Regions from separate parts of the Homo sapiens genome. Here region 2 is linked to region 1. A link is an interaction called in ENCODE POLR2A ChIA-PET data of the cell type or tissue named here. Cell type or tissue: MCF 10A. All regions are shown on one strand. Each heading gives the region's core, and the rest is flanking DNA. Links, peaks and the distances in the headings are about the cores only. Region 1 overlaps TRIOBP (TRIO and F-actin binding protein). Region 2 overlaps NOL12 (nucleolar protein 12).

What was found. Peaks named below come from ENCODE experiments on the same cell type or tissue, not always from the same donor. Only the 100,000 strongest peaks of a DNase experiment are listed, where the experiment ranks them.
Region 2: POLR2A ChIA-PET joins it to region 1 with 5 read pairs; 11 of 35 experiments call an interaction of 5 or more read pairs at or near these places.

Annotation. Positions count from the first base shown.
Region 1 is chr22:37,774,207-37,779,575 of GRCh38, forward strand. TRIOBP (TRIO and F-actin binding protein) reads left to right here. Exons shown (of 24, transcript NM_001039141.3): 24 at 1-2,350. Among named protein-coding and RNA genes, the nearest start is that of H1-0, 28 kb to the right of the region's middle. In MCF 10A, for the core only: no CTCF peak of the experiment used is centred there; a DNase peak (open chromatin) is centred at 3,065.
Region 2 is chr22:37,686,563-37,691,931 of GRCh38, forward strand. NOL12 (nucleolar protein 12) reads left to right here. Exons shown (of 6, transcript NM_024313.3): 2 at 1,348-1,453; 3 at 1,750-1,798; 4 at 2,288-2,430; 5 at 4,135-4,232; 6 at 4,612-5,369. The coding sequence ends at 4,774. Among named protein-coding and RNA genes, the nearest start is that of NOL12, 2.9 kb to the left of the region's middle. RefSeq lists an enhancer at 1-682. In MCF 10A, for the core only: no CTCF peak of the experiment used is centred there; DNase peaks (open chromatin) are centred at 2,819 and 4,539.

The DNA.
Region 1 (5,369 bases), core at 117-5,116:
GCTTCTGAGCTGGTGGCCCTGGCCCAGAGGTCTGGCGGAGGCCCAGGCAGCAGCCATGGCGGGGTGTCTCTACAGGGGAGAGGCGGGAGCCTGCCACCCTCTTCCTGCCCTACCTCCTACTAACACTTCCTGCCCCATTTGGACCCGTACCATGGGGCTCAGGACAGAGGGAGCTAGCAGCTGGCCTCCATGGCCCCACAGCCTCCTTCGAGGCTGTGCTGGGTGCAGAACCGCCAGAGCCACCCAAAAGGTGTTTCTCTTCTGCTCCCTGAACCTCTTAACTTAATAAAACGTTCCAGCAGCTCTGGTGTCCTAGATGGCTGGCAGAACAGGAATGGAGATTGGGGTTTCTTGAAGTGGCTTCCCCACTCACACCCTACCCACACCCCACCCTTCCTAAAGCAGCGGCCTCTAGGCTTCTGAGGGTGGGGCTGAAAATCCAAGGTCTCCCTTAGTACAGACTGTGACGCCCCCAGTGTGGCTTGCAGGCTAGTGGCAGCGGAAGCATGTGGGAAATAGCAAGTCCAGTCCCACCCCAACCTACTGAACCAGCGTCTGCATTTTAACAGGGTGCCCCAGTGATTCACGTGACCTTCAAAGTCTGAGGAGCCCTGGAGTAGGGCCCAGGGCCCAGGCCTGAGAGAGAGGCCTGGGGCTAAGACTAGCCCTGACCATGACCTTGGGCAAGTCACACCCCTCACTGAGCCTCAGTTTGCTTCTCCATCAAATGGGTGTTTTTCTTTCAGTCCCAGTCCTCTCCTGAGGCTTTTCCCAGAGGTCATGCCCAGCCCTGGGCAGGGGTGAGGGCAGGGTTGTGGCTGCCAGGCACAGGTCCAGCGGGCTGGGAGTCCTCACCATGGCTGGCTGTGCTGATTATGGTTGCATGGGGCTGGGAAGAGGTCCCATTTCTGAGCCACAGAAACAGGCCACATCCAGTAGGGGTCCTGGAAGGCTGTGAGAACCCAGAGGAGACCCTGACCCAGCCTGCAGGTAGAAGACTGCCTTTGGAGGCAGCTTTGAAAGATGACTCTTCCAGATGGAAGAATCAGGAAGGGCCTTCCCACGTGGAGGCACCAGCAGGAGCAAACGTCCCTGGTGTGTTCAGGCAAAGAGCCACAGGAGAGTGACCTCGTGGAGTGGGAAGAGATTGTTTCCCATTCCCTTGCCAGGGATTGGTTGAGGAATGGACAAGGCTTGCAGTTCACGCAAGCCAGTGAAATGCGAGGGGAAGTCTTGGGAGTGGGGTGGAGGAGGTCATCTGGGAAGGGTGTCCTTGGTCTTAAAAAGAGGCACAAGAGGCCGGGCGCGGTGGCTCTTGCCTATTATCCTAGCACTTTGGGAGGCCAAGGCAGGGGGATCACTTGAGGTCAGGAGTTCGAGACCAGCCTGGCCAACATGGTGAAACCCCGTCTCTACTAAAAATACAAAAAATTAGCCAGACGTGGTGCCAAGCACCTGTAATCCCAGCTACTCAGGAGGCTGAGGCAGGAGAATCACTTGAACCCAGGAGGCAGAAGTTGCAGTGAGCCAAGATCGCGCCACTGCACTCCAGCCTGTGTGACAAGGGCGAAACTCCATCTCAAAAAAAAAGGGGGAGGGTGGCGCAAGGAGAGGACACCTCTCTCCTGGCCCTGTCGCCATCTTCCCTCATCAATAGCTAAAAATGGCAAAGAAGAAAGAGCCAGGACCCCGTGCCATCAAATCCTCCGGCCTTGTGCTGCCCTGTCTCGGCACTGCTTGCCTTAGGAGATCAGGAGTGTTCCTAGCCACTGGGAGATGGGATGCCTGCCACTGGCAGCTCTGCCGTCCATCCTCACCATCCCACCGTCCCCCCAAGACAGCTCTCCATCCCATCCTCTGCCTCCCTTCTAGCCTCAACCTAACTCAGGGCTCCCCCGTCTCACACCTGGGTTGCAGGAACATCCTCTTCACCAACCCCCCTCCCATCCCTCCTCAGGGCTGCCTAGGGCAGCTACAAAAACCAGGCCAGCCTCTGAAAGGTGCTCCACATCTCATTAAAAACCGTGAAATCGCACTGCCCCACTATCAGAATAGCTCAGAGGAGAAGGTCTGCCAGTACCAAGTGCTGGTGGGGATACGGAGAAGAGCAGCTCCCAGGCGCTGCTGGTGCAAATGTGCTTTGTTGCACCCACGGCAGGAAACTGACCAGCTTCTCATCAAGTTAAATACGCATCTACCCTATGGCCTAGCATTTCCACTCTTGCTTACACATCCAGGAGAAATGAGTCCTTACATGCACAAAAGGATGAGTACCGTAATACTCACATCAGCAAATAAACAATACAGCTGTGTGTCAGTAGTAGAATGAATAAATTGTGGTCGATTCATACGTTAGAATACAGCAATTTAAAAACAACTGCTACACACAAAAATGTTGGTGAATCTTTCAGACACAATGTTGAGCAAAAATAGCCACAGAAGAGTGTAAGGCTGTACGATTTTATTTAGGTGAGGTTCAAGAACAGACAAAACACGGTGATAGTGGTCAGAAGAGCGGGTACCTCTGAGCTGAGGGCATTGACCAGCAGTGGGCAAAAGGGAACATTCTGATCCCAGAAATGTTCTATATCATGGTCTGGGTTGTGGTCACGTGGGTACATACAGATGTAAAAATTCACCATGCCGGCCAGGCATAATCCCAGCACTTTGGGAGGCCAAGGTAGGTGGATGACCTGAACTCAGGAGTTCCGAGACCAGCCTGGCCAACATGGCGAAACCCCGTCTCTACTAAAAATACAAATAATTAGCCGGGCTTGCTGGCGCATGCCTGTAATCCCAGCTACTCGGGAGGCTGAGGCAGGAAAATTGCTTGAACCCGGGAGGCGGAGGTTGTAGTGAGCCCAGATCGCGCCATTGCACTCCAGCCTGGATGACACAGCGAGACTTTGTTTAAAAAAAAAAAAAAATGCCACGCCTTGCACTTACGATTTGTTCATTTTTACTATGTGTGAATCACGTCTCAATGGTGCAGGGGGTGGGAAGAAGCCTGCTTTACAAAAGAATAAGCCAGGGTTCCAGCAGGCTCCCAGATGAGCCACCTGGGAAATGGCCCTGTCACCGCGGCCGCAGGGAATTTGACCAAAACCACGTGGTTTGGCTGCAAGTTCTGGTCAACTGCTTCAGGCAGCCAGGCATGTGCTCTGTAAAGAAAACAAACTGGTTTCAGATGAACCTGCCAGGTCAAACCCTACCTGCTGCCTCCAGCTGGCTAGGTGAGCCTTACTGAGTCACATCTCTCTCTGGGCTTTACTTCCTCTTCTGATAAATGGGAACAATAACGTCTACCCCAGAGGACTGTGTAGGTGTTAAATTACCAACTGTTTCAGTTATCTATTGCTGTGTCGCCAACAACCACATATGTAATGGCCTAGAATACCACTTTTTAAATATTCATGGTCCTGTGGGTTGACCTGGCTCAACCTCTTTGTGTCTTTTTTTGAGATAAAGTCCCGCTCTGCCGCCCAGGCTGGAGTGCAGTGGTGTGATCTCGGCTCACTGCAACCTCTGCCTCCTGGCTTCAAGTGATTTCCTGCCTCAGCCTCCCAAGTAGCTGGGATTACAGGTGCCCGCCACCACGCCCAGCTAATTATTTATGTTTTTAGTAGAAATGGGGTTTCACCACATTAGCCAGGCTGGTCTCAAACTCCTGACCTCAAGTAATCCACCCACCTTGGCCTCCCAAAGTGCTGGGATTACAGGCGTGAGCCACCGTGCCCGGCCTGGACATCTTTCTCCACATGGCCACTTCACGGGGCTAGCTTGGGCTCCTTACAGCATAGTGGACTTGGGACAATCTGACTTCCTACATTGTGGTTGACTTCCCCCTAGAAGAGGAGTTCTGGCCAGGTACAGTGGCTCACGACTGTATATCCAGCACTTCAGGAGCCCGAGGCAGGAGGATCACTTGAGGCCAAGAGTTAGTTCGAGACTAGCCTGGGCAACACAGCAAAACCTCGTATCTACAAGAAATTAAAAAAACAAAAAAACAATAGCCAAGCAGCCCGGGTGAGGTGGCTCACACCTGTAATCCCAGCACTTTGGGAGGCCGAGGCAGGCAGATCACCTGAGGTCAGGAGTTCGAGACCAACCTGATCAACATGGAGAAACCCCATCTCTACTAAAAATACAAAATTAACCAGGCATGGTGGCATGCACCTGTAATCCCAGCTACTCAGGAGGCTGAGGCAGGGAAATCACTTGAACCTGGGAGGCGGAGGTTGCAGTGAGCTGAGATTGCGCCACTGCACTCCAGCCTAGGGAACAGAGTGAGACTCCTTCTCAAAACAAAAGCCAGGCATGGTGATGCATGTGCCTGGAGTCCCAGCTACTTGGGAGGCTGAGGCAGGATGATTGCTTGAGCCCACGAGTTGGAGGTTGCAGTGAACTGTGATTGCTGCCACCGCACTCCAGCCTGGGCAACAGAGTGAGACCCATCTCTAAAAAAATAAAAACAATAAAAAGTAAAGGGAGCCTCAACAGCCCCAAGTGGAACCTACGAGCTTCTTATGAATTTGGCTTGGAGGTGCTGCAGCATCCCTTCCATCACTTTAGTCAAAAATGAGTCGCACAGCCAGCCCAGGTCCAATGGGAGAGGCGGCAGCAGGGCCTGAGCGCCGGAGGTGTGGTTCACTGGCAGCCATCTTTTTCCTCTGTTTCTGCTTCAGCTACACCCCAGCTCCTCTTTAGTCCCCTATGTGGAATTCTCATTTTCTTCCCAGCCCTCTGATGTGCTTCCCTGGAGTCTGTCCTCAGCAATCCTCTGTTCTCTCGTGAAGACTTATTTATTTACTTACTTAGAGACGGAGTCTCACTCTGTCTCCCAGTCTGGAATGCAATGGCACAATCGGCTCACTGCAACATCCACCACCCAGGTTCAAGGGATTCTCCTGCCTCAGCCTCCTGGGTAGCTGGGACTACAGGCAGCCGTCACCACACCTGGCTAATTGTTGTATTTTTAGTAGAGACAGGGTTTTACCATGTTGGCCAGGCTGGTCTCGAACTCCTGACCTCAAGTGATCCCCCTGCCTCGGCCTCCCAAAGTGCTGGGGTTACAGGCGTGAGCCACCATGCCCGGCCTCTTGTGAAAACTTGATCTCTCATCCTTGGCTTTTGTTACTGTCTGTGCTAACCATCCACATCTGTCTCCAGCCCAGACCTTTTCCATGAACTCCTAAGACCTGGTCAGCCTCAGTCTTAAGGCTGCCATCAAGGCCCTGTCCTCCCTGCAGCCCGTTCCTGTTCAGTGTATTCTGCCTCGTGAGTCAGCCTCTGGAGTAGGCCCCGGGGATGCAACATGGAACCAAGCATTCTCCCTTCAGGAGGGAGGTGAAATTGGAATCAGGTGATTA
Region 2 (5,369 bases), core at 95-5,094, 88 kb before region 1:
CTCTTCCGGTCCCGCCCCCTGGCGTGGCTAGAGAACCCCTCTCGGCCTTCCAGCCCGCGTTCCCGCTTCTCCCTTCTCGGCCGCCACCTTCTCCCTTCTTGACCTCCCCACCTCGCCTAGTGTCTGTGCGCCGCCAGATAGCCGGAAGCTCGGGTCTCAGAGCAGTGGCTTCGACCACCCTAGCCCAGCCCAGTCCATCGGTCCGGCACACAGCAGGCGCCCAGCCGTGGTTGATAAATGATGAGCCAATGAAATGAGAGTGGCTTAAGTTCATTCATTCGCTCCCTAGACATTTATTGGGCTCCTTTGGTGTGCCAGGTCCCGTATCAGGAAGCAGAACCTCTGAGCCTCAGCGTCTGGCCAGATAAATAAATGGCACATGGTAGCGGGTCAGCGAAAAGCCCAGTGCTGGACCGTGGGACAAAATGGGAACAGAGCAGCTAGCACTGTGGAGATGAGAAGGGGCTGAGATTAGACCGAGGGAAGGAGGTAGGGAAATGCTGGGCATCATCAGGAAACTCCTAGCGTGCATCAACAGGCCCTACAGGCGAGTTTAGGGTCAGGTGTCCTGGGGACATGGGTGTTGGTCCAGTGCAGGGTTTCCGAAGGTCTGGATGGTGGTGGCCCTGAAAACCCTGTTGAGAGAGTAATGAGGTTTGTAGGTGTGGAAGGGGTTACCTCATGTACTGTGTGTGGCCCCCCCCCCCACCCGCCCCACAGCCTGGCCCTGTTGCCTGAACCTGAGATCCCTGGAGAGTATTGAGTGGAAAGAGGCAGTATCTCCCTTATTTTCCTAAATGTATCCTTTCTCTAACCTTGGGCAAGTAACCTAGACTCTGTGACTCAACGTTCCCATCTGTAAAATGGAGATTGATACCCACCGCACAGGTTATTGTGAGGGTTTTTTGTTTGTTTTTGAGATGGAGTCTGTGTCGTCCAGGCTGGAGTGCAGTGGCATGATCTCGGCTCACTGCAACCTCCGCCTCCCAGGTTCAAGCAATTCTCCCCGCTCAGCCTCCCAAGTAGCTGGGACTGCAGGCATGCGCCACCAAGCCCAGCTAATTTTTGTGTTTTTAGTAGACACGGAGTTTCACCATGTTTGCCAGGCTGGTCTTGAACTCCTGGCGTCATGTGATCTTCCCACCTCGACCTTCCAAAGTACTGGGATTACAGGCGTGAGCCACCATGCCTGGCCATTGTTGTGAAGGTTAAATGAGCTAATACTTACACTTTTTTGGAATGGTGCCTAGCACATAGTGAGCGCGGCATTAGCCATTTTTCTCCTAGAGCGAGCCCTTCTCTCCTTGTATAATGACTCTCCTGTCTCTGCCGGCTTCCTTCCTGTAGGGAGTACCTGACAGGCTTCCACAAGCGGAAGGTCGAGCGAAAGAAGGCAGCCATTGAGGAGATTAAGCAGCGGCTGAAAGAGGAGCAGAGGAAGCTTCGGGAGGAGGTACGCAGGGGGAAGGTGGGAGGGAGGTCTTTGATTCTTAGGGCACTTGCAGCCTTGGATTTCCCTAATAGAGGCAGCTGCTGGCATGGGGCGATGTGTGTGTGGGCAGGACTGGGGAATAGTTTATACAGGTGGAGACTCTGTGGGCCCGGGTCTGGGAGTGATGGAAGATGGAGTCTCCTCCTGATCTTGCAGTATGGATCATGGTCTCCCTCACCCTGGGGGTGATTAATACCCCAGCCTGAGGTTGGACTGAGAGGCCATACTCACTGTGTTCCCTGCCTGTGTGGTTTCAGCGCCACCAGGAATACTTGAAGATGCTGGCAGAGAGAGAAGAGGCTCTGGGTAAGTGGCATGCTTGGCCTGACCTGGAGAACAGCTGATGGGCCTGGTTTATACCCTTGGTGGGTGGAAGGGATAGAAGCTGACCTCCTTGGCCCTAGGGATCTTGGGGGGTACCCTGGGGCCAGGGGTGGTCCTAAGCACCTCTAAGTGCAAGTGGAACAGAGACCAGGAGAAGGAGTCCCAAACCCCATGGTTAACCAAGCCTGAGAAGAGAGCCCAGTTTTTAAGGATGGAAAGGACTAGGGGTGGAGGGGAGGGACAGCAGTAGCTGTCACAGAGGGTTTGTCTGACATGGGGACCAGCTAGAGCATGAAGGAAACGGGATCATTCACAACATTCATCCACAGACCAGGCTCTACAGCCAGTGACCTTGTGGATGCGCTCCACGTCCACAGAGTAGAGGGGGCACTGCACTCCAGGGCGGGAGGGAGGCTGGAGCCTGGTCACTCGTTCCCGTGACTGAGACCAGGTCTGTGTCCACCCCCACAGAGGAGGCAGATGAGCTGGACCGGTTGGTGACAGCAAAGACGGAGTCGGTGCAGTATGACCACCCCAACCACACAGTCACCGTGACCACCATCAGTGACCTGGACCTCTCGGGGGCCCGGCTGCTCGGGCTGACCCCACCTGAGGTGGGTCCCAGTCTCAGCCCTGGGAGGAAGGGGCGTGGGGGCAGACCAGCTTGTCAGGGTTGCTCAGTGCTGGCCCATGTCATGGGTATCCCACTGCCAGCCCTGGGAAGAAGGGGCGTGGGGGCAGACTGGCTTGTCGGGGTTGCTCAGTGCTGGCCCATGTTGTGGGTACCCCACTGCTGGGGCTCCTTCCCTTTGGACCCTTCATTCCCTGCTTCCGGGGTGCTGCAAAGACCAGCCCCACTGCTGAGCGGCTGAGGAGCTTGGGCAGGCTCCTTCACCTTGCCTGCTTCCCTTTCTCCATCAGTGAACTGGGGGTTGCTGATGGTGGCACCTGCCTTGTGGGATTGGTATGAGGGTGAAAGTGGTTAATCCATGTGAGTCACCTGGCACAGTGCCCAGCCCTGTCATAAGTGCTTCACAAAAGGTAGCCGTTTGTTGTGATCGTTCCCTTTGTGCGATTCGCAGCCCTGGCACGTCTGTGTGCACTAAGTGGGTTTTCAACCTGTGGGTTGTGAATCATGAGTAGGTTGCAATCAGCATAAAAAAAAAATATAATTGAAAATATCCGAAAGTGTCATGTTAAATATTGTTTCATGAGACAGCTGTTTCCACTGGAGTTGTATCTGGGTGTGCCTAAGGATTTATGGACATATATGCACACAATTACGATATAAAACACATTTCCTTGTGTGGGTTACTGTGTTCTTAAGTCCTGGAGCCACTCCCCTATCACATCCATACTGATCTCAGGGCCAGGCATGGTGGCTCACGCCTGTAATCCCGGCATTTTGGGAGGCCAAGGCGGGCGTTATCACCTGGGGTCAGGAGTTTGAGACCAGCCTGGCCAACATGGTGAAACCCCGTCTCTATTAAAAGTAAAAAAATTAGCCAGGGGGCCAGGCGCAGTGGCTCATGCCTGTAATCCCAGCACTTTGGGAGGCCGAGGCGGGCGAATCACCTGAGGTTGGGAGTTCGAGACCAGACTGACCAACGTGGAGAAACCCTGTCTCTACTAAAAATACAAAATTAGCTGGGTGTGGTGGGACATGCCTGTAATCCCAGCTACTCGGGAGGCTGAAGCAGGAGAATAGCTTGAACCTGGGAGGTGGAGGTTGTGGTGAGCCGAGATCGTGCCATTGCACTCCAGCCTGGGCAAAAAGAGCAAAACTCCGTCTCAAAAAAAACTTAGCCAGGCATGGTGGCGTGCACCTGTAATCCCAGCTACTCGGGAGGCTGAGGCAGGAGAATTGCTTGAACTCAGGAGGCGCAGGTTGCAGTGAGCCACGATTGTGCCACTGCACTCCAGCCTGGGTGACAGAGCGAGACTCCATCTCAAAAAACAAAACAAAACAAAACCATACTGATCTCACACCGGTCTTTCATTTTATGCTCACTATTCTGCAAGTTCTGATACAAAGACAAGTCTTGTCCCCGTTTTGCTAGGATTTTCATTCCTGAATGTTTAAGTATGTCCTGGAAGCTTCTAGGGGCAGGAAAGGGTTTGGAAACAGACCTTCCCCTGTGTAATCCTTGCTTTAGGGCAGATAGACTTCTTCCATCAGAAGCCTTCTCTAGTCCCAACCCAGGCCTGTGATGCAGCAGGGCGCGCCACCACTTGCCAGAGCCATGGTGGCTCGGGGTGCCCAGCCCAGGTCCCCCCAGCTACTGCTCCATGTAAGTCATTGTCTTGTGCCTCTTTAGGGAGGGGCTGGAGACAGGTCTGAGGAGGAGGCGTCATCCACGGAGAAACCAACCAAAGCCTTGCCCAGGAAGTCCAGAGACCCCCTGCTCTCTCAGCGGTGAGTCTTGGCCTGCTGCCTCCCCGGTCCCACCCCTCCTGGCTGGCAGTAGTGACCTGGCCCTTAGGGTGGTGTGGAGCAGGTGTAGGGCCCGGAGCAGCCCTCTGCCTGTCCAGTGATCCTCTGCCTCTCCTCATTGCCCCGTCCTGTCCCACCCACCCCTGATAGTGTCTGACCTCCAGTGCTTTTCGTGCCTGGGTGAAGGGCCTGTGTCTCTGAGCTGAGTTGCTGGCAGGCACTCTGGAGGTAGAGCAGGCCAACTCTGGCATGAACTTGGCGGTCCTGGCATTCGCAACCTGTCCTGACATCCCCTCCGTGAGCCAGGTGGTGAGTCACCCCACAATGCAATCTTAAACTGAGGCTTTCTGCCCTCCCCTAGGATCTCCTCCCTCACAGCATCACTACATGCACACAGCCGCAAAAAGGTCAAGAGGAAACATCCCCGACGGGCCCAGGACTCCAAAAAGCCCCCAAGGGCCCCTCGTACCAGCAAGGCCCAGCGCCGCCGTCTCACAGGCAAAGCACGGCACAGCGGGGAGTGAGACCGAGAACGAAGCGGTGCCCCAGTCTAGGCTGCGGGGACCTGTCCTTGCTCAGCTTGGCTGTCCCTGTAGCCCAGCCTGCACCTAGGTAATGACTGCACAGCTCAAGGTTGGGAAGCCAGGACCTCTCTGGCCTGGGGCCAGCTGCCTTTGCCTGGGGTCAGCTGCCTTTGCCTGGGGTTTGAATTCCCGAAGGAGCAGGCAGCTGAGAGCAGGCCTCCCCCAGGAAGAGCCTTCAGAGCCACGTGGGGGCATCTTCCCAAATGTGCACCCCACCTGGCACTCATCAGATTTGTGCGCTTGTGATTTGTTTGTCCTTGATACCACGCACAAGGGCAGGTTTTTGGGGTGGTGGAAATGGCCAGGGCCCATGGGTCTGTCTCCAGCAGTTAGCCCTGTGGCTGCAATAAAGTACAGTTCTCCCTGTGTTAAGATCCTAACCAGGGTTAAGGATCAGTGTGTCCGTTGCTAGAATCCAGAGCCCACCTGCTGCTCTGAAAAGCAGGCTCCTGAGGCCAGTGGGGGAGCAGTGCCCCCCATGCCCTTCACCGAGGAGCCTCTGTGCCTGTCCCTTGTCCTCGGCCCCAGGAGTCTC